Regions from separate parts of the Homo sapiens genome. Here region 2 is linked to region 1. A link is a loop called in an ENCODE intact Hi-C map of the cell type or tissue named here. Cell type or tissue: mammary epithelial cell. All regions are shown on one strand. Links, peaks and the distances in the headings refer to the core of each region. The heading gives the core; the rest is flanking DNA. Region 1 holds the start of LINC01476 (long intergenic non-protein coding RNA 1476). Region 2 overlaps CLTC (clathrin heavy chain).

Region 1 (16,286 bases), core at 3,572-11,571:
ATAATAAGATAGATAGGTATACTTTGGGGAGACGACTCCCCCTAGACCTAGATCTTCTCCTAGGTCAGCCTGATCTGAATCTTACAGAAGGCACCAGAGTAGGCTGGAGCAGATGCCAAGGCTTGGAAAGACTCTGCAAATATGTTGTGAAGTGTCAACCTCAAAAGGTTAACTAGGAAGCTACTAAAGGATCTTGGCAGTTTAAAGTAGGTAAAGATATTTTCAAGGAGATCGGCCTTTAGCAGGGGAAAATTATGCTGAGTGAGGAGGTTAAAAGGGGGTGGGATAACCAGTTAGAGTTGAGAGCTATTCTGCATTAGCACTTAAGCAGCCTGGGCATGCGGCCAAATCTCTTGGGTTAATGTTTCTTCTCCTTTGTTGTCCAGGATTAGGCAACAATGTGGCCTTCTGTCATTTTGCATTTCTTTGTCTGTTAAAAAGAGTCAATAACCTGCATTCTCTTTGGACCCAGAATATTTGGCCATCATCTTTCCCCTAGCACAGAAACAATGACATTCTGGTATTGATGTATTGGTACCGGACATTGTGGGGAGATGTCAAGATGGTGATTAAAGTTCTGATCCTTTGGAAATCAGTGTTTATGGGAAGGTACTAAACATTACAAGAAGCTAAGAATGCGAAGGACAAATATTTAGAGAAAATCTCCAAGAACAAACTCTTCCAGATAGCGACAAAGTTTGTATTCGTGTGCCAACAATTCTTGTCTCTCTTGATAATACTATTTTTTGCCATGAAATGTGGGTTATTACAGTGATGGGGAAGAGAGGCTGAATCAGAAAGGATGTTGACATTTGGCAACAGAAGAAAGGGTTTGTATTTTTATTTATTTATTTTTTGAGACAGGGTCTCATTCTTTCACTGAGGCTGGAGTGCAGTGATGCCATCTTAGCTCACTGCAACCTCTGCCTCCTGGGCTGAAGCAATCCTCCCACCTCAGCCTCCCGAGTAGCTGGGACTACAGGCATGCACTACCTTCCTCTGCTGATTTTTGTCTTTTTAGTGGAGACGGGGTTTCACCATGTTGCCCAGGCTGGTCTTGAACTCCTGGGCTCAAGCGATCAGCACACCTCAGCCTCCCAAAGTGCTGGATTACAGGTGTGAGTCACCGTGCTCTGCCAGAAAGGGTTTTTTAAATCTTGCAGTGTACCCTTCAGGACGGCTGAAAGCATGACTTTGTGGGCTCCTTTTTTGTACTTTGGCTTCACAAGGGGAATGACATCTCCCAAGTGACTCTGTCTGACTGGTCTTTGTCATTATTATTACCTCATTTACTTAGTACTTCCTAATATTAGACATCGTACTAAGTGTTTTACGTGTATTATTCCATTTACTTTTCACAAAAAAAAACTCATGAAGTAGGAACTATTAACGTTCTCTTCATACAAAGAAAACTGAGTCATAATCCCACCACTGGTGAGCTTTTGGTGATGTGTAGCATCTGGATACTGGAAAAGAAGTCCCTAGTTGAGGTGCTAAGAGAGAGGAACAAACATATTTAGAGCAACTTGCTGGGTGCAGTGACTCAAGCCTGTAATCCCAGTACTTTGGGAGGCTGAGGTGGGAGGATTGCTTGAGCCCAGGATTTTGAGACCAGCTTGGGCAACATCATGAAACCCCATCTCTACTAAAAATACAAAAATTAGCCAGGAGTGGTGGCACATTGCTGTAGTCCCAGCTACTTAGGAGGCTGAGGCATGAAAATCATTTGAATTCAAGAGGCAGAGGTTGCAGTGAGCTGAGATTATGACATTGTACTCCAGCTTGTGTGACAGAGTGAGACTCTGTCTCAAAATAAAATAAAATAAAAATGAATAAATGAAACATACACATTTGAATTTTCATTCATTCATATTTTGCTTCCTTCCATGAGTTGGGCATTGTATTGGGACTGGGAATACAATAATGAACAGATGCAGGTCACAGGCTATTGAGAGTCCAGTAATTCAAATAGTTGTAATGCAATATGAGAAGTGTCATGATACAGAGCAATGTTTTCAAAACTTTTCTAATGATGGGAATCCCCAGGGCCGCTTGTGAAATATGGAACTTAACTTACCAGACTTTTCTCATGTAAATTCTGAGGTTTTAGAATCTGGAATCTGGTTTTTTTTTTGTTGTTGTTGTTTTTTTGAGGCAGAGTTTCACTCCGTCATCAGGCTGGAGTGCAATGGCGCAATCTCGGCTCACTCCAACCTCTGCCTCCCGGGTTCAAGCGATTCACCTGCCTCAGCCTCCTGAGTAGCTGGGACTACAGGTGCGCGCCACCACACCCAGCTAGGTTTTTTTTTTTTTGTATTTTTAGTAGAGACAGGGTTTCACCATGTTGGCCAGAATGGTCTCCATCTCTTGACCTTGTGATCTGCCCGCGTCGGCCTCCCAAAGTGCTGGGATTACAGGCATGAGCCGCTGCACCTGGCCTAGAATCTGTTTTTTAACTAACACTAAAGTTGAGTCGTATATTCAGGAAAGTCTGGGAAGCATAGATGTAAAGGTGTGTGCCCAAATGCTCGAGAAACCTAAGGTGGGGTGTCTACTCAGCCTGGGGAGTTAAGGATGGCCTCACAGAGAAGGTGACAGCTGAAGAGGAGGTGCAGGAACAGAAGTTATTTCACACCCCAGCAGGGGACCCTACCCTTGTGTTCTAAGGTGTGAAAGTATGAGCAAACATTGACCTATTTAGGACACTGAGAGCAATCAGACACTGTGGAAGTCAAAATATACAAAGAGAAATAGCAAGGGATAAGGCTGGAGAGAAAGTGAGGGCCAGGCTATGAAAATCCTGGAATGCCATGTGAAGAAATATAGATTGATGGAGATGCTTTTTAGACTGCCTTGGTTCTTATTTCTATTTTATATATTATCATATCATATTTTATATATTTATACATTAGTATATAATATTTATATATTGTATACTATAATATATTGTTATATTTATATTTACTGAAATTTTTTTTTTTTGAGACAGGGTCTCTCTGTCACCTAGGCCGGAGTGCAGTGGTGCAGCCTCAACCTCCTGGTATCAAGAGATCCTCCCACCTCAGCCTCCTGAGTAGCTAGGACCACAGGTGTGCACCACCATGCCTGGCTAATTTTTGTATTTTTTGTAGAGACAGGATTTCACCATGTTGCCCAGGCTGGTCTTGTACTCCTGGGCTCAAGCGATCTGCCCTCCTCAGTGTTCCAAAGTGCTGGGATTACAGGCATGAGCCACTGTGCTTGGCCTATTTACTGAAATTAATTCCTTTTAAATTTTCCTTAGACAAGACTCAGTGGAGTATCATGGAGGAATGAGAGGCTTGTTTCTCTGGTTCTCAGCAAAAGGGCATTGGCCACACTGCTGGGAACAGAGGTGGTAATTTTAGTGAAGGGAATCAAAATGAGAGAGCCCAGATAGAGAGGTGGGCCTCACAGCGAATGGCTGAGAAAGACTGGAGCAGCTGTCATTGCCTTCTTGAGACCTTTTCTGATCAAACCAAAGAGGACATTCTACTTTGTTTTTGTAAGACTAAATGCTTTCTATACAAAACCAGAGCTTAATGTTTAGATGTAAAATAGTGAAACCCCAAAATACATTAAAAGTATGTTGGCTGGGCAAGGTGGCTCAGGCCTGTAATCCCAGCACTTTGGGAGGCCGAGGCAGGCGGATCACAAGGTCAGGAGGTTGAGACCAGCCTGACCAACATGGTGAAACCCCGTCTCTACTAAAAATACAAAAATTAGCCGAGCAGGGTGGCGCATACCTGTAATCCCAGCTACTCAGGAGGCTGAGGCAGGAGAATTGCTTGAAACTAGGAGGCAGAAGTTGCAGTGAACTGAGATCGCACCACTGCACTCCAGCCTGGGCGACAGAGCAAGACTCCATCTCCAAAAAAAAAAAAAAAAAGTATATTTTGATGCTTTTTAATCACAAATTATAAGAAACTCTCTATATTCATTCAAAGAAATAGTACATGCTCAGATGCGCCCTGCTCCAGGGAAGCCTTCTCTGCCTCCTTCTCTTTCTCTCTTCCCAGTATAGGTACCTCTCTTCTGTGCTTCTGAAATACCGTGAGCATCTAAACATATTGCATACGCGTATTATGTATTTATTTGTTTATGCTCATCGTTGCATATTATATGTTTATTTGTCTACTTCCTCCATTTCATTGTGAGCTCTTTGAAGGCAAAGAATGTGATATATTCTTTTTGTACACGTAGGAGTGAGCAAAGGCACATAAATGTCCAATAAATTTTTTTTGGAAGAGAGATTGAGAGAGAGAATACTATGTTTATTCTTTGAAACCATACTTTTTTTTTCTTCTAGGACAGGAAGCAGCTAAATCATACATTTCATTATCAGGACTTTTGACTGCTCTGAACTGATTTCAAGAAAAATGCCTTGTTTGAATCCAGTAGCTGATGTGGTTGAAAAGCACAAAAATATGCTCCTTTGTTAGTGCAAATTGATTCAATAATTCCATAGCTATCATCGGGATAAAGCACATTTAAGCCACATCGTTCACTGAGAACTTATGTGTTTTAAAGTGAAATTTTCAAGTCAGAATTTTAACAGAGAAAGGCAAAAATTTTTAAATATTGACTTCTAGAAGCTTGAATTCAATTAAGCTTGTTTTGCTAAGAATAATTTTTACTCAAAACTCATTAGTAAATGAAAAGAAACTCATTAGAAGATGTATATGTTGGCCGGGCGCGGTGGCTAATGCCTGTAATCCCAGCACTTTGGGAGGCCGAGGTGGGTGGATCACGAGGTCAGGAGTTCAAGACCAGCCTGGCCAAGATGGTGAAACCCTGCCTCTACTAAAAATACAAAAAATTAGCCGGGCGTGGTGGCGGGCACCTGTAATCCCAGCTACTCGGGAGGCTGAGGCAGGGAATTGCTTGAACCCGGGAGGTGCAGGTTGCAGTGAGCCAAGATCGCGTCACTGCACTCCAGCCTTGGCGACAGACCGAGACTCCGTCTCAAAAAAAAAAAAAAAAGATGCATATGTTATGTACATTTAAAAAATCTCCTAGAATGGAAAGCTATTACTTTTTATTTCACATGCATCATTTCTCTCATTTTAGTATGAAACATTTAAAAATATTTTCCATTTCATCTTTAATTTGACTTAGCCCTGATTTTGTAGACTTTCTCAACATTCTGTGATTATTGCATCAGGACGATGAAATATTTCAAAACAACTATTTTATAAAACAATTAAACTTCTGGAAAAATAACCCATGTTTTTCTTCCGTTATGTCACTTCAAATGTTCATTATTGAAAACTTTCTCAGTACTTTTAATGCTTACTAATCAATTATTTTACAATAATTTATTGAGAAAAAATTATTCTAAAGTATTACTCTAAAGCCTTGGGTAAAAAACATATTTGGATATTTGTGACAAGTAAAACAGAAATGCCAGGCTTCAAAACAGATTAGCTTTGGCAAAGAAACATCTTGCTGAATGTAGACATACAGTATCCTCTCTCTATAAGAACAACTTATGTTAGAATCTGTTGTTGCATATAAAAGTCTTATTTGAGTGGAAACTTGTACATCTGTCAAATGAAACTTTGTGGAAAAGATCAATTCATTTTAGGAAAATAAGTAAAATTAATATGCAGAAAAAATAGCTTTAAAAAAGCAGTGTACGTTCATTAGCAATTTGGATTCAGACAATTTGTCAAAGGAAGCTGCTACTTGTATTTATGAAACTGGGGCAAAATGTTGGCAGTCTTGTCGGGTCATTTTACTTGGAATCATGGACGGCTGAAGCAAAACAGGATCTTAGACATCATCTGGGTCAGGGGTACTCTACTTTCGTTACGCATGGGAGGATTACCTGAGAAGCTTTTTTTTTTTTTTTTTTTTTTTTTTTTTGAGACAGAGTCTTGCTCTTGTTGCCCAGGCTGGAGTGCAATGGCATAGTCTCAGCTCACTGCAAACTCCACCTCCGAGATTCAAGCAATTCTCCTGCCTCAGCCTCCTGAGTAGCTGGGATTACAGGCATGTGCCACCACGCCTGGCTAATTTTGTATTTTTAGTAGAGATGGGGTTTCTCCATGTTAGTCAGGCTGGTCTTGAACTCCTAACCTCAGGTGATTCACCCACTTCTGCCTCCCAAAATTCGGGGATTACAGGCGTGAGCCACCGTGCCTGGCTGAGAAGTTTTTTAAAAAGCCTGCACTCAGACCCTGACCCCTTGTTCCCCCTTTGTTCTCCCCAACTCAATTGGTTTGGCTTAGGGCTCAGAATCAGGGTTTTTTTGTTTTTGTTTTTTTAATTGTGGCAAAATATACAAAACATACAATTTACTATATTAATCATTTGTAAGTATACACTTCAGCGTTATTAAGTGCACTTACATTGTTGTGCAACCGTCACCACCACCCATCTCCAGAACTTCCTTCATTTTCCCAAATAGAAACTCCATACCCATTAATCAGTAACTCCCTATTCTCCCCTCCCCATCCCTTGACAGCCACCATTCTACTTCCTGTCTCTATGAATTCGACCGTGCTAGGTAGCGCATATAAATGGAATCATACACTATTTGTCCTTTTGCTTATGCTTATTTCACTTAGCATAATGTCTTCAAGACTCATCCATGTTGTAGTAAGTACCAGAATTTTCTTCCTCTGAAAAGGCAGAATAATATTCCATTGAATAGATAGATATACCACATTTTATTTATCCATTCATCTGTCGATGGACATTTTGATTATTTCCACTTTTTGGCTACAGTGAATAATGCCTCCATGAACATAGATGTCGGTTTGAATCCCTGCTCCCAATTTTTTTGGCCATATACCTAGAAGTGAAATTGCTGGATCATATGATAATCCTGTGTTTAATTTTTTGAGGAACTGACATAGTTTTCCACAGCAGCTTCACATTTTTACATTCCCATCAGCAATGCACAATGATTCCAATTTCTCAGCATCCTCTCCAACTTAAGTGAAATTTTAATCTTTATTTATGTAACCCTTGATAGTAAAAACTTTTCTAACCCTCTTATCTTTAATTATGCTGTATTTCTAAGTTGCATGGTCCTTTTATAGAGAGACAAGGTCTTGCTCGGTCATCCAGGCTGAAGTCCCGTGGTATGATCATAGCTCACTACAGCCTTGAACTCCTGGGTTTAAGAGATCCTTCTGCCTCAGCCTACCAAGTAGCTAGGACTACAGATATGCACCACCATGTCCATCTAATTTTTAAAAAAGAATTTCCTTAGAGGTGGGGTTTTGCTTTGTTGCCCAGGCTGGTCTGAAACTCCCAGCCTCAAGCGATCCTCCCACCTTGGACTCCAGAAGTGCTGGGATTACAGGCATGGGCCTCCGTGCCTGGCCACAAATATTTAAGTTCTTATTCTTCTATCTTCAACAGATACCTTCTTTGATTATAAAAGCAACACAATATATAATTATCAAAAACCTACAAGTCACATAATCTCCATTTTTCCAGGCTTCACCAAGTTGAGAGTACTCATGGGGCCATATTAACAGTAATACCCAAAAGTTGCTGGCTTTTACTCCCAGGCGAATCTTCTTTCCTTCTGCTCTGCCTTGCCACGTTCGGGGAAGTTCCCAGAAAATCTAAGCATGATTTGGGGGAAGAGTCACTGATGTAATTTCCTAGACAGCCACTGGAGGGCAGCAGCTCCCTCTCACCCCCGACCCCAGCCCTGAAGAGGATGCTGCCATCAGGCCCAGAGCATTCCTGAAGCAGCAAACTCTCAGTCATTGCATGGAAACTCTACAGAAACAGGGGGACTATCCCTCTTCCCAACTCTTGGTCACACGTTGTGACCTGGGTTTCGTAAAGTCCTATGTGGAAACAAGCACATGTCAGAGTCCAAGCTTAATAGCGGGTTGAGAATGTGATACACAACAGGATGACCCTGACAGCCTGCAGCTGGCGGCTATCTAGCGTTCCCTCACGCAAGATAAGCAGTTTTCACAGAATAACAACAATAATCAGACAAGGTCCCTCCGTAACCATGGTGGAACAAGACAATAACAAGATTGCAACTTACTCAATCTGAACATGAACACAGACAAAGACATTAAACAATCACGAAAATAACCAAATAGCCACCCTGATGTAGTCACACGAGTGACTCTAGCCTCCCAGGTAAAAATTAAGACACCCAATCATCAGGCCGGGTGCATTGGCTCATGCCTGTAATCCCAGCACTTTGGGAGGCTGAGGCAGGTGGATCACGAGGTCAAGAGATCGAGACCATCCTGGCCAACATGGTGAAACCCTTTCTCTACTAAAAATACAAACTAGCCGGGCGTGGTGGTGTGCACCTGTAGTCCCAGCTACTTGGGAGGTTGAGGCAGGAGAATCACTTGAACCTGGGAGGCAGAGGTTGCAGTGAGCCGAGATCACGCCACTTCACTCCAGCCTGGGCAACAGAGGAAGACTCCATCTCAAAAAAAAAAAAATTGCACTTTGGGGTTTGCAGCAACCTCTTGTTAGTATTTATCCTATCTAGTGGAGAATTTCTCTTTATTTTAACTACTGCCTGAAAGACACTGCTGTGATACATTAATTTTTAATGTAAGTAGGTGCATAGCTATAATGAAAACATCATAATAAATCTTCATACGTGCTGAGAAGATAATCTTGAAATCTATATTATATAAATATCGTCACTTCAATTTATTGTGTACAATTAATGAAGTTTAAAAATATAAGTTCTGAATAAAATTTACAGTATTCTGCTTTTCCTTTAAGAAGAAGGCTGAATTTATCGTGGACTTTTTTGGTATAGCTATTGTAGATAGGAGTTATTGTCAACTTTATGAGTCAGCTAAGTGAGAAACATATTAAATTATTTTTTTATTGACCTGAATTATCTTAATTGGCTCCATCAAACTCACCAAATATTCAACCCTCAAATTGGCTTTCCTATTCAGAAGATGAAAGCAAACACTGAGAGTAGTTTCTGTTAAAAATGCAATTCCATTTAAAATAAAAGCAGCTGTCTGTTAACTACCATGCCATCAAAATTAGGCTATCACTGCATGTAATTACTTTTAAAATGAAAATTAAAGTTTCAATTATTTTCTTTTATTCAGTGAGGTTAAAAGACATTTTCCCTCTCCAATTTTTAATGTATATTATTTAATAACGATAAATAGAAATGCCAAAATTTTTAAAGGATAAAATGAAGAATATTAAGCATCGTTTATTGTTGCCTAATATTAATAAACCTACTGAGCTTAAAATGTATTTGAGTTATTTCAAATGGAATCATTTTTCCTAGACTGTGTGCTCTCTGAGGGTAGGATAGTGTTTTGTTTCTCCACGGTTTCAAGTTTTATCCAGAAAAACAGGGTTGTCGAATATTCTGTATGAATTGTTTTTCGAACTTCAAGAAACTTCTTGTATGGCCACAAAAGTAATATCATCTATACACTTATAAGAAAATATTAATATATTTTAGTGAATTGAGTTGCATGTGTGGAGACAGATACAAACACACAATATTTTAGAAATAAACAAATCCGGCCAGGTGCGGTGGCTCATGCCTGTAATCCCAGTACTTTGGGAGGTTGAGGCAGACTGATCACCTGAGGTCAGGAGTTTGAGACGAGCAAGGCCAACATGGCAAAACCCTGTCTCTACTAAAAATACAAAAATTAGCCAAGCGTGGTGGCACATGCCTGTAATCCCAGCTACTTGGGAGGCTGAGGCAGGAGAATCACTTGAACCCAGGAGATGGAGGTTGCAGTGAGCCAAGATTGTGCCACTACACTCCAGCCTGGGTGACAGAGCGAGACTCTGTCTCAAAAACAAAAAACAAAAAACAAAAATCCGATGGAGCAGGGCTTCCCAGCCTTTCTCATGTCATGAGAAGAATATATATATATGAATGATAGTAGTTGAACAGCACATTGGGGTAAATTGACAAGACTGCTCTCAGCAGAAGGCAATAACCCAGGGCAGGCACTGCGCACCTGAGACATCCACCAGAACTCCCAAGAGTTTAAAGTGTTCAGAAATGTGCTCGAGCCAGCTCCTACCAGATCCCAAGAGCCAAATGTGTATATATCTTCCCCAATTTGCACTTAATGACAGCTTGCTGGTAGTCTGAAATTGTCCATGGTAGGAGTACTTACACCACGGAAATAAAACAATTATCGAATACAAGCTGGGCCCAACGGCTCACGTCTATAATCCCAGCGCTTTGGGAGGCTGAGGCAGGAGGATCACTTGAGCCCAGGAGTTTGAGGCCAGCCTGGGCAACATAGTAAGACTCTATCTCTAAAAAGTAAGATGAAATTAACAAATGCTACAAATCAAGCCTTTTTTTCCTGGAGAGCTGGTTGTTACACATGTACTTTCACCTTATTGACCCGAGGGAAGGGGTCCATACCTCAGGACATTTATAACTCGCTTGTGGCATACCTGTTGGGCAGCTCTGCAATAAAGTCTTGTTTTTTGTTTTGTTTTGTGGTTTTTTTTTACTCTCCAAATATAAGCGGTTTTTGTTTTTTGTTTGTTTGTTTTTTCAAGACAGAGTCTTGCTCTGTTGCCCAGGCTGGAGTGCACTGGTACTATCTCAGCTCATTGCAACCTCCGCCTCCTGGGTTCCAGCAATTCTCCTGCCTCAGCCTTCCAAGTAGCTGGGATTACAGGCGTGCACCACCATGCCTGGCTAATTTTTGTATTTTTAGTAGAGATGGGGTTTTGCCATGTTGACCAGGCTGGTCTCAAACTCCTGACTTCAAGTGATCCAACCACCTCAGCCACCCAAAGTGCCAAGATTACAGGTGTGAGCCACCGTGCCCGGCCCAAATATAAGTTGTTTTATACAAATCGTACCAGGCAGCTGCTCTGTAATTTGATTTTATTATGTAGAATAAAAATTTAAAGTCTGGGTGCAGTGGCTCACGTCTGCAGTCCCAGCACTTTGGGAGGCCAAGGTGGGCAGATCACCTGAGGTCAGGAGTTCAAGTCCAGCCTGGCCAACATGGCAAAACTCCGTCTCTGCTAAAAATACAAAAATAATTAGCCAGGCATGGTGGTGGGTGCCTGTAATCCCAGCTGTTTGGGAGGCTGAGGCAAGGGAATTGCTTGAATCCAGGAGGCAGAGGTTGCAGTGAGCCAAGATTGCGCCACTGCCCTCCAGCCTGGATGACAGATACTCAGTCTCAAAAAACAAACAAACAAAAATTTAAAACATTCTATGTCAAGCTTGAGTAAAATAAATTTTAGAGTAAATCCACCTTGAGGCTAGAACATCATGTGTAAACACTAGCAACTAACTATAGATAAGACAATATGGAGGGAGGAAAACCTCAGTGAAATTTAAGTTTCGCCCAATCACCTTACAAATGAAGCTCAATTCACAAGTCCCATAGTCTCAGACAGAGCTGTCAGTACATTCTTAGTTCTGTAGCCCCCTACATACAAGTGAGAAAGAAAGTTTTTATCATTAAAAAACAGAGACCAAAACAAATAAACAGGACAACAAAATGTAGAGGTATTGAGATAATGCAAGAAGTAAAATAAATAAATAATAAAACTGTTAAAGACGTCTTCAGAGAGATAAGAGAAGATACGCACTTATGAAATAATACAGAGCCCTTGGAAATTGAACATATAGCAGGAGCAAAAACTTTAATAAAGGAATTGGAAGATGAAATTGAAGACTCTTTTAGAAAGAAGAAAAAAAAGACAAGAAAGTGGAAATTGAAGAGAAAAAAAATAAGGAACCTATTGGATCACTGCAGAATGTCCAATACCTGCCTATAATGTGAAATCCTGCATGGCAAGGATTTTGTATGTTTGATCATTGCGTAGAATAGAACCAGACACACAGTAGGCCATCAATAAATAGTTCTGCAAGAAATCAATTTTCAGAGTGTAAGGATCCACTCAGAACAAGAATGGGGAAAGACTCATGCCAACACACACGATTGTGAAACTTCAGAACATCAGAGACAAAGGGATCTTCAAAGCCTCTGGAGAGGAGAAAAAACACATACTCAAGGATCAAGAGTCAGATTGGCTTTGAACTTTAGAATAGCAAAGTTGGAAACATTATATTCCAGTAAGGAGTCATCCTGCACTTTTTATACATTCTTTCAAATGTCCAGTGATACAGAGAAACCTTTTTCATTCACCCCCAGTGACAGAGCAATCTTGAATATCTTGCAAGATTACACCTTATTTGCAAGCACATATGTGAACTAAATTCTTTCAAAATATTGTCATCAAAAATGATTAGCAAAGCAAGTTAACGTCTAAAGTTTTGTGGCTTGATATTAACTCCTTGGTGCTCAATTAAAATAAAACCCATTTATTATTCAGTCTATTTTGTGTTCCTTCATTGCATGCAATTGCAACAAGTAGACATTGGAGGCAAAAAGTAAGATTACATAACACAAAATAGATTCTCAAATGTTCCTCCAACAAAGCAGAAACGAATAATGCTTACCTCTGGTCAGTATTCATGTGGTGACCAGGGTTAGTGGTACTGCCATGAGGCTCCATGTGGCTGGATTGTTGATATTTTCTGTCAACTGTCAGTGACAGAAACTCAACTCAGTCTAGTTTTAGCTCCTGGAAATGGGAAGTCCAAGGGGTGGGTCCTGCATCAGGCATAACTGGATCTAAGAGTGCAAATCATGTCATGGGATCTCTCCTTTTACCCTTCTCTTCACTGCTCTTCTGTTTTCTCTGTGTGGCTTCATTTCCAGGCAGGCCATCCCCATGTGGAAGCAAAGATGGCCAGCAAACAGCTCAGGCTTACGTTTTCCTCATGGCTAGCAATTCAACTCTTGCTTTCCCAGCATTTGCATCCATCTTTGGAAAGAATTTAGATTATGTCACTTGCTCCCTCCTTGACCAATTGTGTGATAGGGAGAATTAGGCACTGTGATTGGGCTGCCTGGTTCATAAACTGATGAGATTTGTTTTAGGGCCAGATGGTTGGTATCTGTGGGGAGAGAAAGGATACAGAAGTTGGGAATCAAGCAGGTTCTGGATTTAAACCCATGTATCTGACAGACCCACCTAAATCCCATAGAGTGGGAGGGTGATAGCTTTCAAAAGAAGAGGATCAGAAAAGACTCCTCCCCATCCTCCTCCCCTCAAGATAACAGATGATCACTTACATGAGATTTTCCCTAGGAGTCAAAATTCTTCACGCTGTAAGATACTAAATAAAATGCAATCGTTTTAAGAAGAGCATACTTGAGAAAATTATCACCTTGAAGTGATGGACGGCTTAATTAGAATTTAAAAAAAGAAAAAAACACAACCCACGGCATTATCCAAATTACTTGAGGTATAACATACAAACTCTTTGGTTTCTAGGAGATATGTAAATGATTCACTTGTATTTTTAATTTGTAAGTAAATGGTGCCAGGTTTCCAGACAGAAACTGAAGCCAAATCTTTATCCATGGAACTTCACAGTGAGAGGCACATCTTAGAGATGAATACAAATCAATAATACAAATTACCCTTATCTAAGTGCCCCAATATTGTACCTCTTGTGCTCTGGTTATCATATTCCCACAGCTCTGGGTGTTTCAAATTAGATGTGGATTCTTCCACTTTTTTTTTTTTTTTGAGACAGGTTCTCACTTTGTTGACCAGGCTGGAGTGCAGTGGCATGATTACAGCCCACTGCACCATTGGCCTCCCAGGCTCAAGCGATCCTCCCACTTCAGCCTCCAGAGCAGCTGGGACTACAAGCATGCGCCACCATGCCTGCCTAATTTTTTTGTATTTTTGGTAGAAACGGGGTTTCGCCGTGTTGCCTAGGCTGATCTCAAACTCCCGGGCTCAAGTGATCCACCCACCTCAGCCTCCCAAAGTGCTGGGATTACAGGTGTGAGCCATCACACCTGGCCTCTTATTTTTTAAACATCTCCTTTATTGTACTTTATAGCTTCAGAATTGAGCTGATCAAAATACATGCTATTCAACTTGCATAGTAAAATCTTTCCTTGTGTCTGTCAGAACCTGCCTAACTCCTTACTTCTATATCCTTCATCTCCCAACAGATACCAACCTTCCAGCCCCTAAAACAAATCTCAGCCCCAGGAGGGCACTCATGTCCGTCATTCAGAGATTTGGCACACAAAGTCATACTCATTGCTAGGCTAGCTCTGACATGCTCCAATAACTGGACTTCCTACTTGTCTCCAAAACCAGGCTTTCTGGTAACCAGTTTTTGTAACTACATCCCTGTCTGTTCCCTGTGCCTGGATCCCTGACTTAGAAACCTACTGAGAACCACACTTTCTTTAGACCTGGAGGCCTGCCTTGTTCTTATCAGTCTCTATTCTTATCATACCTAGGGACAGAAGGTGTGCTCCACAACTTCAGCCTAAATATCTGACAGATAACTCTCCATATTTGGAGATCTATTCAGGGAAACACTTAACATCTACCACCTGAGACATTCCATCTTCTTTGTATTGAGATGACAGGTACTGACTTTTCTTTTCTTCCTTCCTTCCTCTTTCTTTATTTTTTCTTTTCTTTTCTTTTTTTTCTTTTTCTTTTTCTTTTTTTTGGAGACCGTGTCTTGCTCTGTCACCCAGGCTGGAGTTCAGTGGCGCGATCTCAGTTCACTGCAACCTCTGCCTCCCAGGTTCAAGCGATTCTCCTGCCTCAGCCTCCTGAGTAGGTGGGATTACAGGCGTGCAACACCATGCCCAGCTAATTTTTGTATTTTTAGTAGAGATGGGGTTTTGCCATGTTGGCCAGACTGGTCTCGAACTCCTGACCTCAGGGGATCCACCTGCCTCGGCCTCCCAAAGTGGTGGGAATACAGGCGTACAGGCATAAGCCACTGATCCTGGCTTTTTTTTTTTTTTTTGCCAGAGTCGTGCTCTGTTGCCCAGGCCGCAGTGCAGTGACTCAATCTCAGCTCACTGCAGCCTTGACCTACCTGGGTTCAGGTTATCCTCCCACCTCAGCCTCCTGAGTAGCTAGGACCACAGGCTTGCACCACCACACCCGGCTAGTTTTTGTATTTTTTGTAGATACAGGATTTCTCCATGTTGCCCAGGCTGTGGGTACTGACTTTTCTTGGACTGTTACCTAATGTCTCTTGCTGTACCTGCCCAAGGTAGATTTACCCCCCACCCCACCTGTGCCCATCGCTGTCCCTTTCCATGCCTGTTTTACCTTGGTGGAGGAACTCTCTTCCAGTTCTTGCCCTTCTCTACACCTCTGAGGAAAGCAAGATTATTTCCCATCCTGCTGCATTTTCTCAATAACGTGAGTTTCATTTCATGAAAAAAATTACTCTTTAGGCAGAGTATTTTAAGTGGATGCTGGGAGAGTAAAGCCAAGCTGGATTGTGTAATTTTTACACATCTTTTGTGTTGCTCTCATAAGACAATTTATACTTAACTTCCTTTATTATTCCACATTTTGTCATTTTTGTCTCTTTAGCATCTTTTTCCTCCTCCCCACCCCCCCATCACCATTTTTTTTTTCGATACAGAATCTCACTCTCACACAGGCTGGAGTGCAGTGGCATGATCTCAGCTCACTGCAACCTCTGCCTCCCAGGTTGATTCTTGTGCCACAGCCTCTCAAGTAGCTGGGATTACAGGCGCACACCACACGCTTGGCTTAATTTTGTATTTTCAGTAGAGATGGGGTTTCACCATGTTGGCCAGGCTAGTCTTGAACTCCTGGCCTCAAATAATCCACGTGTCTTGGCCTCCCAAAGTGCTGGGATTACAGGCGTGAGCCACAGTGCCCAGCCCTTTTCGTCCCCGTATTTTGATAATTGAGTGCCCCTTACCATGTGGGAACTAACTCTTACCCATTTGATCCATAGATCTTCCCTAGGATTCGATGTGTACATGTTTGGAGAGAAAAGCTGAGGTACTTAGGCTATGATGTAGGCCTGGGCCTACTGGAGCTATCTTCCCCGACCTTTAAAGTCACCCTGAAGAAAGCTTGAAGGCACCAAGTAATCAGGGAATGAAGCCAAGCCAAGTAGAGATGACAAAGAAGAGGCAGAAAGTCATAATGACACATACAACCCTGTCCTTCCCAGTAGGTGAGCCAATAAACCACTTTTTTTTTTTTTTTTGCTTTGCTTAAGCTACTTTGAGTTGAATTTTTGTCCTTATAATGAAGAGTCCCAACTAATATAGCCCTGTATTTCAAGAAATTCACATATCTGGCCAGGCACAGTGGCTCACATCTGTAATCCCAGCACTTTGGGAGGCCTAGGTGGGTGGATCACCTGAGGTCAGTAGTTCGAGACCAGCCTGACCAATATGGTG
Region 2 (13,072 bases), core at 414-8,413, 150 kb after region 1:
AAAAAGCAAGTTGCAAAAGAATGGACAGTATGAAACCATCTGCATGTAGTTTTAATACATGCAAAACAAACATCTTATTTAGAGATGTATGTGTATTAAAAATATGAAAAATACATGGGGATGATAAAACAGGATAGTGGTTGCCACTGGGTGTGGGGAGAGGGAAGAGATGCATTTGTAAGTGTGAGTCAGAGTCCTTCATATTTATGCTATTGGTTTTCTAAAGTTCATAAAAATAAAGGTCTGTCAGGCTGGGTGCGGTGGCTCAGGCCTGTAATCCCAGCACTTTGGGAGGCTGAGGTGGGCAGATCACCTGAGGTCAGGAGTTTGAGACCAGCCTAGCCAATATAGCGAAACCCTGTCTCTACTAAAAATAACAAAAAATTAGCTAGGTGTGGTGGCAGACGCCTGTAATCCCAGCTACTCAGGAGCTGAGGCAGGAGAATCGCTTGAACCCGGGAGGTGGAGGTTGCAGTGAGCTGAGATCGTGCCATTGCACTCCAGCCTGGGCAATAAGAGCGAAACTCTGCCTCAAAAAAATAAAATAAATAAATAAAATAAAATAAAGGTCTGTCGGTTCAGTTGTATTCTGCTGTTATGTAATATCTTGAAATATTTTGTAGTTGTTTTTATCAGAACTCAAAATAACTATGATCCCTAGAGGACAAAAATTTGTTCTTAAGTGTTTATATTGTCCAAATAAAATTCTCAGGTAAAGAAAGAGTTCATGCATAATTTTGTCTACATACTCTCCATAGTATCTTAAAACAATTTCTTTTAAATCTTTTTTTGTAGATTGTAGATGTCTTTATGGAATACAATCTAATTCAGCAGTGTACTGCATTCTTGCTTGATGCTCTGAAGAATAATCGCCCATCTGAAGGTCCTTTACAGACGCGGTTACTTGAGATGAACCTTATGCATGCGCCTCAAGTATGTGTTTTAATGCTTTTTAGGCATGTTTCCAACATTGTTTTAGTAATTGTGCAGCGCCTCTCAGATTGTTATGCAAAGCTACTGAGGGGCCTACTCCTTATTAAAGAAAATGTAGCTATTATAATATTCTTTTGTACTTTAACAGTTCACTATTAAACCTTAATCTGTAATACGGATATTGAATTACTCATGTAAGTGGAGTGGACAATAAACTTGCCTTGTTTGTGGTTTTACAGGTTGCAGATGCTATTCTAGGCAATCAGATGTTCACACATTATGACCGGGCTCATATTGCTCAACTGTGTGAAAAGGCTGGCCTACTGCAGCGTGCATTAGAACATTTCACTGATTTATATGATATAAAACGTGCAGTGGTTCACACCCATCTTCTTAACCCTGAGGTATTTCAGTTTCTTACCTAATAGATGGTGTTAGTTGTGATTAATAGGTACACTGAAAATGTGTTTGTGGTACTAAATATTAATAATTTCATACCACCATGAGGTTCAACATTATTTCATTTATTCATTCATTCATTTATTTTGTCTTGTAGTGGTTAGTCAACTACTTTGGTTCCTTATCAGTAGAAGACTCCCTAGAATGTCTCAGAGCCATGCTGTCTGCCAACATCCGTCAGAATCTGCAGATTTGTGTTCAGGTGGCTTCTAAATATCATGAACAACTGTCAACTCAGTCTCTGATTGAACTTTTTGAATCTTTCAAGAGTTTTGAAGGTAATTAGGAGTTTTTGAGTTTTTAAAAAAAGTACTTAAGGTAGCCAAGAAGAGGTATGCTTATGATCAGGCTGTTGGAAATTTTGTTTTTCTAAAAATTTGGTTCTATGGGACATTTTAATTTTTTAAGTTTTATTCAATATATGTCAAGGCCCTTTTATGTTGGATTCTAAGGATATGCAGTGAACCAGACCATCTGTTTGGATATTTTATAGATGAATTAAAGGTAGAATTTTAAGAGAAAAATATGTAGTGGTGTTGAAATTGTATAAAATGAAAATACAGGTTGAGTGTCCCTAATCTGAAAATCCAAAATGCACCAAAGTCCAAAACTTCTTGAGCACCAACATAACGCTCAAAGGAAATGCTTGTTGGAGCATTTCAGAAATCGGATTTTCAGATTAGGGATGCTGATCAGGTAATTATAATGCGAATATTCCAAAGTTCAAAATCTGAAACACGTCTGGTCTCAAGTATTTTGGATAAGGGATACTCAGTCTGTACTAATGATCAGGTATAATAAAATTTTATGCTTATATGTCTGACTCTTATAATAGCAGGTGATTCTCACTAAGGGCATTTTGTGATTTGTTGCTATTTAGCAGGATTTCTTAACCTTAGTACTATAGACATTTAGGGCTGGATAATCATTGTAGAGGGGTGTTCCTGTACATGTAGAATATTTAGTAGAATATTCAGCAGCATTCCTGGTTTCTACCCACTAGATTCCAGTAGCGTCAGCTCCACCAGTTGTGACAACCAAAAATGTCTTCAGACATTGCCAGTGTCACCTGTGAGGAAAATCACCTCAGTTGAGAACCACTGCTATACAGGGTACTAACGTAATCACTGTTGGGTGTCTAACTTCTGGTCCCCAACTGCCTTTCTCTCCTCTCTGTACTAGTAGTACTCTATTGAGAAGGGGTAAGAGAGTCTAGTAGTTTTCTTAATTTTTTCTTAATTTTCCCAGTTTCAAAATGTTAACTGTGCACTAAATTTACACTGTTTAGTACAGTCACTAGCCACATATAGTAGCTATTTACATTGAAAGTTATTAAAGTGAAATAAAATTTAATATTTAGTTATTCAGTCACTCTAGCCACATTTCAAGTGCTTAATAGCCACATGTGTTTAGTGGCTATTATATTGGAAGGCAAAGATAAGATTTTCATCATTGCAGAAAGTTCTTCTGGACAATACTGCACTAAATTCTTCCCAAATTATTTTGTATGTTTCCTATAAATTGCATATTGAAAAACACCAGGTATTGGGGTCTTCATTTAAAATTTCCCATATAGGGGCACAATGGTGTATGCCTTTAATAATCCCAGTGCTTTGGGAGGCCAAGTGCTTGGGGCCACAAATTCAAGACCAGCCTGGCTAGCATAGCAAGACACCATCTCTACAAAAATTTTCTTAAAAATTAGCCTGGCATGGTGGCATGCATCTGTAGTTCTAGCTACTTAGGAGGTTGAGGTGGGAGGATTGCTTGAGCCCAGGAGTTTGAGGCTGCAGTGAGCTATGATCGTGCCACTGCACTCCAGCCTGGGTGACAGAGACCTGCCTCAATAAAAAAGAAAAAAAGGAAACATTGGGTTGAATTGTCTATTCTTCAGGATTAAAGTGCAATCCATTTTACTGATCTGATTAATGGAATAGTTAGTATTTTTATCGCGCTTTTTAAGCAACCAACTTATATTTGGGAGTATTCAATATAACAGTTTTTTAATTACATAAATGTTTTTCAGTCATTCTCAAAAGTGTGCCTATGCTTAATTGTAATTACTTGTTTCTTTAAGGTCTCTTTTATTTTCTGGGATCCATTGTTAACTTTAGCCAGGACCCAGATGTGCACTTTAAATATATTCAGGCAGCTTGCAAGACTGGGCAAATCAAAGAAGTAGAAAGAATCTGTAGAGAAAGCAACTGCTACGATCCTGAGCGAGTCAAGAATTTTCTTAAGGTAAGTGGTTTTGAGTAATGTGTTTTCTGGTTGGATTCCAGGTTAGCAGTTCTACAAGGGTTTGGTCATAGTTCAAAAATATTTTTTCCCTAAATGTGAAGTTGTTAGCATTCTTAAGTTGTGTGCTGGATTATTTCTTCCAAACATAATATTCTGTGGTTTCCTTTGAAATACGGAAGGAAATTGGTGAGTAAGAATGACCATCTGTTTAAAAGAAGAAAAAAAAAATAGCACTATTTCAAAGGAATTTCCTTTATTTTAATTTTGGATGGAAAAATTTAGAAAAGTGGTTGTATACTTTCAATGTCATTTTAGAATCATTTAGGCTTTTGAATATTAACATCAGCTTGCTCTTCATACCATTTTGAGGAGCCTCTATTGTAGGCAAAGGGATCTGTTGTCTAAGGAATGTATAGGTTTACCTCTTTCATCAAGTTTGCTCAACTCTAGAAACTAAAATATTGTTATTCATATATAATTCATAAAGGTAAGATCAAACAAAACGCTCAGCTTTGTGACACATTAAATCAGTTAGAGAGGAGTAAGGACCACCTGTGTTGCAGGGAGGAGTAATGGTTGAGAGATTCTGAACTCTAGAACATCCCTAAGGGCAGTTAATTTTGTTTAATGTTTAACTTAGCTTTAGCTTTATTCTTGTAACTGCCAGTTACTTTGTGATGGAAATAAAGCTTTAAAATTGATAGCTATCTATAAAAGGCTAGGAAAACTACAGAACACTTAGATTACTGCTCTCTCACTGCCTATTATGTGTGTGTGTGTACACTATATATATATATAATGATTCCTGAGACTTTATAGAAAGTTCTGAAGTATTTTTTGTCTTGGAAGAATTTTACATTACAAGTAAAACCAAAATGTTTTTGTAGAACACAGTATAGAAAGTAGGCTTTTCCTACTCCCAGATTATCATCATTTGTGTGTGTGGTTGCATTGGCAGATTGTTCTTTTGAAGAATTTACTACCTGGGCTCTAGATTAAATAGCAAAACCCTTAGGGGTTTTAGTGTAATGAAGTAGTCAAAATGTTGAAACTGCTCTACATTTTAGATTAAAAGATACACTTTTCAAAAAAGTATAGCTTTAAAATGTCTTGGCCATCATGAATATTCTGGGTAACCTAGCTGTGCTATGTTTGGACCAAAACTTTCTGGTGTCAAAAAACCCCTCCAAATGAGAAAGATTTGATACTCTGTGCTTGACTAGTGTACCCATACTACTGATTCACTTCCTTCTTTGAGTATCATTACTATTTCCTTTAAAAAAAACAACAACAAAAAAAACTACTACTAGATTCTTTTGGGGGCAGGGGGTGTTGGGTTTTTTTTTTTGTTTTTCTTTTTAAGCTTTTAAGTTCAGGGGTGCGTGGGCAGGTTTGTTATATAGGTAAACTGTGTCATGGGGGTTTGTTGTACAGATTGTTTCGTCATCCAGGTATTAAGCCTACAACCCATTAGTTATTTTTTCTGATCCTCTCCCTCCTCCCATCCTCCACCCTTCAGTAGGCCCCAGTGTCTGTTGTTCCTCTCTGTGTCCATGTGTTCTCATCATTTATCTCCCACTTGCTAGTGAGAACATGCAGTATTTGGTTTTCTGTTCCTGTGTTAATACTACCAGATTCTTAAATGATTTCTTTTTGTTTTTATTGAGCCCTCAGCTTCTATGCTTAAATTGTAACTTCTTTAGCTTTGGATTTTAATATTTGAGTTATATATATATGGAAAGCAAAATGAAATTAGCTATTATTTAATTATCACATTTTTGAGCTTTAAAAAAAATCCTCTAGTAAAGAAATGAAAAACAATCCTCTGGGTACTAGGATGGTACTGCCTTAGGTTTGCATAGCCCATGGGATCTAATCAGATGAAGATTTCCCCTCCACACTTGTGAACTGGGTACAAGCCTGATATAGTAGGGGTGTGGATGTGGATTATGAGCTTTTGAGTCAGTCAGACCTGTTTCAAATTCTACTTAGCCATTGTTTGTTCATTCAGTATATGTCTAGCTGTTACCTCAGGCAAGTTAATGAATATGCCTCAGCCTCAGTTTCTTCAACCATAAGCTATGTTTATTTATCAAGTACCTTGTATACTATAGATGTTTAGGCAGTAACTATTACTGATAAGTGATAAGCCTTGGAAAAAGGTGGAGTCAGCCTAAATGGGATTTCTGTCAGGCAAGTATTTATTTCTCTTTGATATCAATTTGTACTTGACTCTTTGAAGGAATTTACTTCCAGCCAGGATTAGAGGTGAATTTAGGGTCTTACGTCTACATAATTTGACATGGGAGCTCAATACTAAGATGCAACTATCACATTCATCCTCTGATGCCAGTGTTGAGAGTGAACTTATTAGATTCCTTGTTAACCTCCAGTACAGGGTTATGATGCCTCTTATCACTGTTATTAAACTTAATTTTAGAGGTACTAGCTACATGATAATTTACTGGTGTTGTAAGTAAACCCTGTGTCATAAGAAAAATACCCTGACTCTGATCTTGAATATTCAAGTGCCAATTGTGTGTTAGCCACCAGGAATAAAGAGATTGGTAGAACATAACTTCTCCTTTAAGGTACCCTGTGAGCAGGATAAAATTGTGTCATTAGCATCATTTGACTCATGCCCTAAGTTTGTAGAACTGTAAGCTCTCTGTAGAAAGCATATAACTGTTCATCAGACCCATGATCTGCTCCTTGCTACCTTTGATCTTATTTTCTACCTTTCTTTTTTTCTTTCTTTCCTGGTTTAGCTTCAACCACACTGGCCTGCTAGCTATTCCTGGAACTCCCCTAACCTTGTCCTGCCGAAGGGCCTTTGCTTGTGCCCTGTACTACTATTCTCTCATGACCTTCTTTCTCCTTTACCTTCTTTGGGTTTCTGATTGAATGTCAGAAGAGAGGATGTCTCAGGTTGCCTTGTGTAAAATAGAACCCATTCCTACCCCATTTTGCTTGTTTTTCTTTATAACACCACTATGAAACGTCTCCTCCCACTAGAATGTAAGTTCCTTGAGAGAATGGACTCTGCTTCCTTTGTTCCCTGCTGTATCTCCAGTACCTAAGAACAGAGTCTGATACTTGGGTACTCATAAATATTTGTTAAATGAACAAATTTATGTTGAAGAAAACCTCTGACTATGCTAATATAATTTCAAGTTTGATCTTAAAATCTTTAACCATTATAACTGGAGGTTAATTAAACATTTAGTAAGTAATTTAATATTATTAAAATGTTAACATTTCTACCATGTATAAAATCATGTGCAAATTTTAGCAATCAAGAAAATAACCTAGATTTTGTCTACTTTTTAAATCTGAAATTTTCTTTTGGAATACAGTTAGTATTCCACAAAAGTGGAATTATTTGCCACAGAAATTTTAACACCTATGCATGAAAACAGAATAAGTAATCCTAGATTATCTGTAAGTGATAAAGATAACAAAAATATTTTATATGTGTATAGGTAAGATGACTAGTGTGTTGATCCATACTTTTTTGATGTTCATTTAGTAGGAAAAACATGACATACTAAAATTTTTACATAGATAGATGCAGACAGATTCTAGAAATGATCGTAACAGCTATTAGTGCAGAGTTTCCATGGTGTTAAACAATACTTATTTTAGAAAACCTTCCTTAATGTGGAAAATCTGCAGCTTTACAGACATTTTTATTTTTTAATTTAGGATGGCTATATTAAAATTAAGATTTACCTTGGTGTTCTTGGGACACTTCATAGACTAGTCTTCGTATTATTTATAATCGAGTAACTAATATCCCCTAGTCTCAGGAGCCATTTAATTCTAACCTTGAAAATAATGTTCTTAGTGGCCATCACTGGGGAAAGTTCTACCCTACTTAGTTCTGCTTCCCTAGTAGACTGTGTTAGAGGAATCATTTATTGAGGAATGTTTCACTGTGTATAAATGAATTCCTGATGGAAACTGTTGTTTTTTGTGCTCTACCTTATGTCTGTGGAATGTAACAGGACATGTATCAGGTAAATGCCCAGTACAGGTTTTACTTACCTGTCTATAACATCTTCTATGTCAGTCTATAAGTAGGATTGTAGTTTGGTATCTGTAATGGAATGATAAAAGCAGTTGGCAATTTAAAGATATCTTTTCTTTAAATGCTGGGTTTTTTTTTTTGTAGGGGGTGGGTTTTCTTATGGCCACATGTGGTCACCATCATGCTGCTCCTTGTAGGCTTTGTTATAATAGAGTATTAGAGGCTGGTTGTATAGATTGGATGTGGGGAGGGATAGAAAATCATTAGTTTGAAACAAATGTAAGCCATTTATGCCATATGTTTGACAATGTGACTATAGTTATTAAGTTGATTTTAAATACGGTAGAAGTGTTATTACCAGTGAAAGTCCCAGTATGGTGAATTTATCATCTGAGAGCCACTGGCTCAGGTATCTTAATTTGTTACTCTTGTTTTTTGGTAAAGGGTGTGTATGGGAAAGACTTGGTATCTTGCTGTGTGAATCTAAGTATTGCTTAGTAAAAATTTACTGAAACTGGGATGTACACACTCAACTATTGGGACATTCTTTCTTTAACAGAAGAGCTATGTTTGTGTGAGCCTCTCTTGTTAGCGTAGAACAAATTCTCATATGTTACACAGATTTGATACCTCATAGAAGAAATTTAAAGTTTCCTTTTGTTTGTCTTTTTTTCAGGAAGCAAAACTAACAGATCAGCTACCACTTATCATTGTGTGTGATCGATTTGACTTTGTCCATGATTTGGTGCTCTATTTATATAGAAATAATCTTCAAAAGTATATAGAGATATATGTACAGAAGGTAAGTAATATGTAGGTAATGTAAAGGTATAATCTTACTATAGATTTTATTTCTCATATTCTGGAAATCCTTTTGAAACTCTGTGCTCAATAAGAGTGGTCTGCAGCTTTTAACGTGGGATTTTTTGTTTTTGTTTTTGTTTTGGAGACAGGGTCTTGCTCTGTCACCCATGCTGGAATACAGTGGCACAATCACAGCTCACTCTAACCTTAAACTCCTGGGCTCAAGCAGTCCTCCTGCCTTAGCCTCCAAGTATCTGGGACTGCAGGTGCATACTACCATGCCCAGCCTGCTTTTAATACTTTTTCCCCAGCAGAATCCTTTCTTGGAATAAAATTCTACGTGCTTCCCTAGCAAGCCGACTCAGGGAAGGGGGAAAAAAAAAACATGCATGCCAAGTGTGTAAAATATAAGAATAGAACTGCTATTATTGAAAAAGTTGGGTGGCCTAGGGCCTTACTAACTTGATAGACCCTGAGGTATCCATGTAGACTCCAAAGCAGAGTTTTCAAACCATCTTAAATACAGATATTAGATAATTCACCTTCTAACTGTAGAAACAGGCAGTATTGCTATAATGGGAGCCTTTTTATTAGACAGTCTTGCATAGTCATCTTTGACTGTATCTTCTTTGGACTTATTTATCATATGGAACAATGTTTCGGTAACTAACCAAACCGGTAGAGACAGAATATAGTATATGTGCTTTCAATACTTATTAAACCATGAAGTCTTGTTTTTAGCTGGACTTCCTGCTAAATTCCTCTATCTAGTTGCAAATTTAGACCCTCAGTTTATTACTGAATTTAAAAACTGAACTTAAAGAAAAAAAAACTGAGCTTAAAAGCGATAGAGATAAATGCTTTTTTAAAATTCCTCTTTGCTTTTAATAACATAATAACATTCTTCTACTTCTTTTTAACCACAGGTGAATCCAAGTCGACTTCCTGTAGTTATTGGAGGATTACTTGATGTTGACTGTTCTGAAGATGTCATAAAAAACTTGATTCTTGTTGTAAGAGGTCAATTCTCTACTGATGAGCTTGTTGCTGAGGTTGAAAAAAGAAACAGGTGTAGTACCATTTTAACAGGGATAAGTTACTCTTTCTTAACATGGCAATAGATAAAAATATAGGTAGTCATTTGTTCCAAAGCTACTAAATAACACATGGAGAATAATTTCCTGAAGACACCTAACATAGAGGTGATAAGCTAGCTAATAGCACTGGGAAAAAATCTGTTTTCTGAAACATTATAGCTGTCATAGGAGATCTGTTAACTTGGTTGATCATTTTTTTGGCATGTTTATAATTACAGCTATGTGGTTTGACTTTATATGTTTTTATATAAACTATGTACTAAGTCTCCTGTTTAGGTGTGATACCTGTGTATTTAACAACTAATTCTGTACTGATCAATCATGTGGTGTTTCCAACCTGAGAAAGCTGATTAAAAAAAACAGTGTGGTGTTTAAGTGTGAGGCAAAAGAGTTCCCTGTGCAACTCTTGAGTTCAATTGATATTTAATTTACAGTACCTTAACATGATAATATGGATTTCCAATAGAATATAGTATAAGTGCTTCTAAAACTTACAGACTGTGAAGTCTTTTTTTAGCTGGAACGTTCTGAGGAACTAGTGTTTAGGAAGTACTGATGTAAATGAGTTTGGTGAGGTGGTATGCTAGTGGGAAGTTCTGCTGTTTATGAGAAGAAATTAAGAAAGTCTGTGGGTTTCATTTTAACCTGAGTTGATATAGGTGATCTACTAATTATATTCTTAGAATTTATATTAGAATGTTTCAAACATGGAAAAATTTTGCATTTAAGGGTAATAGAGATATGCAGTTAATACTGACCTAAAGGTTTGAGCCTAGTTTCAAGTGATTTTATGTCATAACAATTTAACATTTAATAAGAGGTTCAGTTGAGTCTGAACCTATTGAATCTATTACCTGAAAATAATCTTACTGCATATTCCAAGCAAATGGCAGTTACAGTTAGATAATTTAGTCTTTAAGTGACAAATTATATTGTGAAAAGCTAGATTCACATCTAAGTCACTAGTCTAGACATGCCTCAGCTAATTTTTATTCCTTAAGTTGACATGGCGTATCTTGGATTGCACATGTTTATAGGAGCTGGATTTTTGCCTCTATTTATTAAAATTGTCTTCTCCCTAATGGGAGGGTTCATAATAACCATGTGAATTTGATATAGCCAAAATAACGAATAATGCTTTTTCTCTGGCTGCTTTTAATGTTTAAATCATTGGTAAAAGAGGCTTGGGCCAGGCGTAGTGGCTTGTGCCTGTAGTCCCAGCTTCTGGGGAAGCTAAGGTGAGAGGATTGCTTGAGCCCAGGAGGTCAGGGCCGCAGTGAGCCCTCCACTGCACTCCAGCTTGGGCAACAGAAGACCCTGGCTTTAAAATAAAAATAAAAGGAGGCATGGTCATCAGGACTATCGAAACAAGCTATAGTATAGCAAAACTGTGCTCCTTGATGGAGTGTTTATATGACAGCTGCAACTATTAAACCCAGAGCTTCTAAAGCTATCAGATTTTATTCCCAATATGTATTTAGGGTTTGGCTGTAGGTAATGCTGTATGTTAATTGTGTTAAAGCTGAAAGAACTCTCAGATAATCTGGCCTATGTAATATCACATCCCCATCCTATCCACAAACAAAATTTTCTGAAGTCTAGATATTTTGTGTGTTATAAAGAAAGGACACTGTATGAATCTCTAATCTTTTATTCAGATATAAGGAGGTAAGTATATCATATAGCAGATAAACCTGGGAGAGTGAAAAATAGCCTTATATACCTTCTTTTTATTCTTGGACAACTCAATCATATTTTGAGTCTTAATTTCCCAATTTATAATAGGATCACTGATAATTAAAATTAATGTAAAGCCAGGTACAGTGGCTTGCACCTATAGTACCAGCTACTCGGGAGGCTGAGGTACTAGGATCACTTGAGCCCAAGGCTGTAGTGCACAATGATTGTGGCTGTGAATAGCCACTGCACTTCAGCCTGGACAATGTAGCAATACTCGGGGGGCGGGGAAAAAGTATGTGAAAGCACATTATAGACCATAAGGTATTTACATAGTTAGCATGTCAAGAGTGTGTTATTTATAATACAGTATGTGTGTGTGAGGTTTTTTTCCTTTTTTCCTAGATTGAAACTGCTTCTGCCTTGGCTAGAGGCCAGAATTCATGAGGGCTGTGAGGAGCCTGCTACTCACAATGCCTTAGCCAAAATCTACATAGACAGTAATAACAACCCGGAGAGATTTCTTCGTGAAAATCCCTACTATGACAGTCGCGTTGTTGGAAAGTATTGTGAGAAGAGAGATCCACATCTGGCCTGTGTTGCTTATGAACGTGGCCAATGTGATCTGGAACTTATTAATGTGAGTACTGCTAGCTGAATATGTAGAGAAGCTGCATTTTTAAAAACCTGTTACATGAGAGTTTCAGGGTAATTTTAGGTAATATGGGACATTTGGGGACGGTGGGTGCTTTTTTAAAACTTTATTTGGAAATAATTGTGAATCTGAAAGTGGCCAAATAGTGGATAAAGTCTATATACCCTTTATTCTGATTGACTTGCTAATGTTTTAACCCCACTAGCCTTACCATTTGTGTTCTCACACTCTTACACTCAGGCACACCATTCATACATATGTGTATACACACACATACTATTTTTTAACCACGTGGGAATAACTTGAATGCATCATGGCCTTATACCCCTTCCGAGTGTATGGCCTAAGAATAAGGATGTTCTCTTTCATTAACCACATGAAAGATACCAGCTTCAGTCAGTTTGACATTGATAGGATACCTTTAAAAATCTGTTCTATTCTAGTTTTGTCAGTTACCCAATGATGTCCTTTGTAGCAGTTTTTTCCCCTCTAGTCTAAGGTCATATATGGCATGTAGTTTTCATGTCTTTAGTCTCCTGTACTTTGGAATGGTTCTTCAGTCTTTTGTTTTCTATGACGCTGATATCTTTGTAAACAATAGTTGCTTTTTCTATTTGTAACTATTTTATATAGGTGAAATTTCAAGCAACATCAAATTAACCATTTTAAAGTGAACAATTCAGTGGCATTCAGTATATTCACAATGTTATATAATCACCTTTATCTAGTTACAAGTTTTCATCACTTCAAAAGGAAACCCTGTATTAATTAAACAGTTCCTCCACATACCCCCTCCTCCCAGCCCCTGACAACCACCAGACTGTACTGTCTCTATGGATTTGCCTATTCTCTATATTTCATCTAAATGTAAAGTCTCTTTTTAAAAAACAGAATGTGTCTCACTTTGAGTTCCTCTGATGGTTCCCGATGATTAGATTTAGATTATACATTTCCACCCAGAGTACTGCTTCAGTGGTGGTTTGTTTTTCTCTTGGTATTATATCCGGAAGCACGCAGTGTTCATTTGTCCCCTTTGTCAGTTTTTATCAAGTTGTAACATGTCTTTATTACATAATTATTACCCTCTTGGAGATATTAAACAGTCTATAAGTAGTCTGTAGTAGACTATGCAAATATCCTCTTACCCTCTCCCTTAATTTAGCATCTGTTGATTCT

What was found. Hi-C counts contacts between places; a loop is a spot of excess contacts. Peaks named below come from ENCODE experiments on the same cell type or tissue, not always from the same donor. Only the 100,000 strongest peaks of a DNase experiment are listed, where the experiment ranks them.
Region 2: a loop joins it to region 1, with 8 times the contacts of the local background. A loop is called at or near these places in 2 of 110 quality-filtered maps.

What each region holds. Positions count from the first base shown.
Region 1 is chr17:59,514,020-59,530,305 of GRCh38, forward strand. LINC01476 (long intergenic non-protein coding RNA 1476) reads right to left here and starts at 12,838. Exons shown (of 3, transcript NR_110813.1): 1 at 12,461-12,838. LOC105371847 (a long non-coding RNA gene) reads left to right here and starts at 15,772. Exons shown (of 3, transcript XR_934889.2): 1 at 15,772-16,057. In mammary epithelial cell, for the core only: a CTCF peak has its summit at 7,667 (motif pointing right); a DNase peak (open chromatin) is centred at 7,632.
Region 2 is chr17:59,665,308-59,678,379 of GRCh38, forward strand. CLTC (clathrin heavy chain) reads left to right here. Exons shown (of 32, transcript NM_004859.4): 11 at 796-933; 12 at 1,173-1,337; 13 at 1,490-1,670; 14 at 3,470-3,633; 15 at 8,340-8,465; 16 at 9,394-9,536; 17 at 11,647-11,881. Among named protein-coding and RNA genes, the nearest start is that of PTRH2, 36 kb to the right of the region's middle. In mammary epithelial cell, for the core only: no CTCF peak of the experiment used is centred there; a DNase peak (open chromatin) is centred at 3,684; H3K27ac peaks cover 1,292 bases.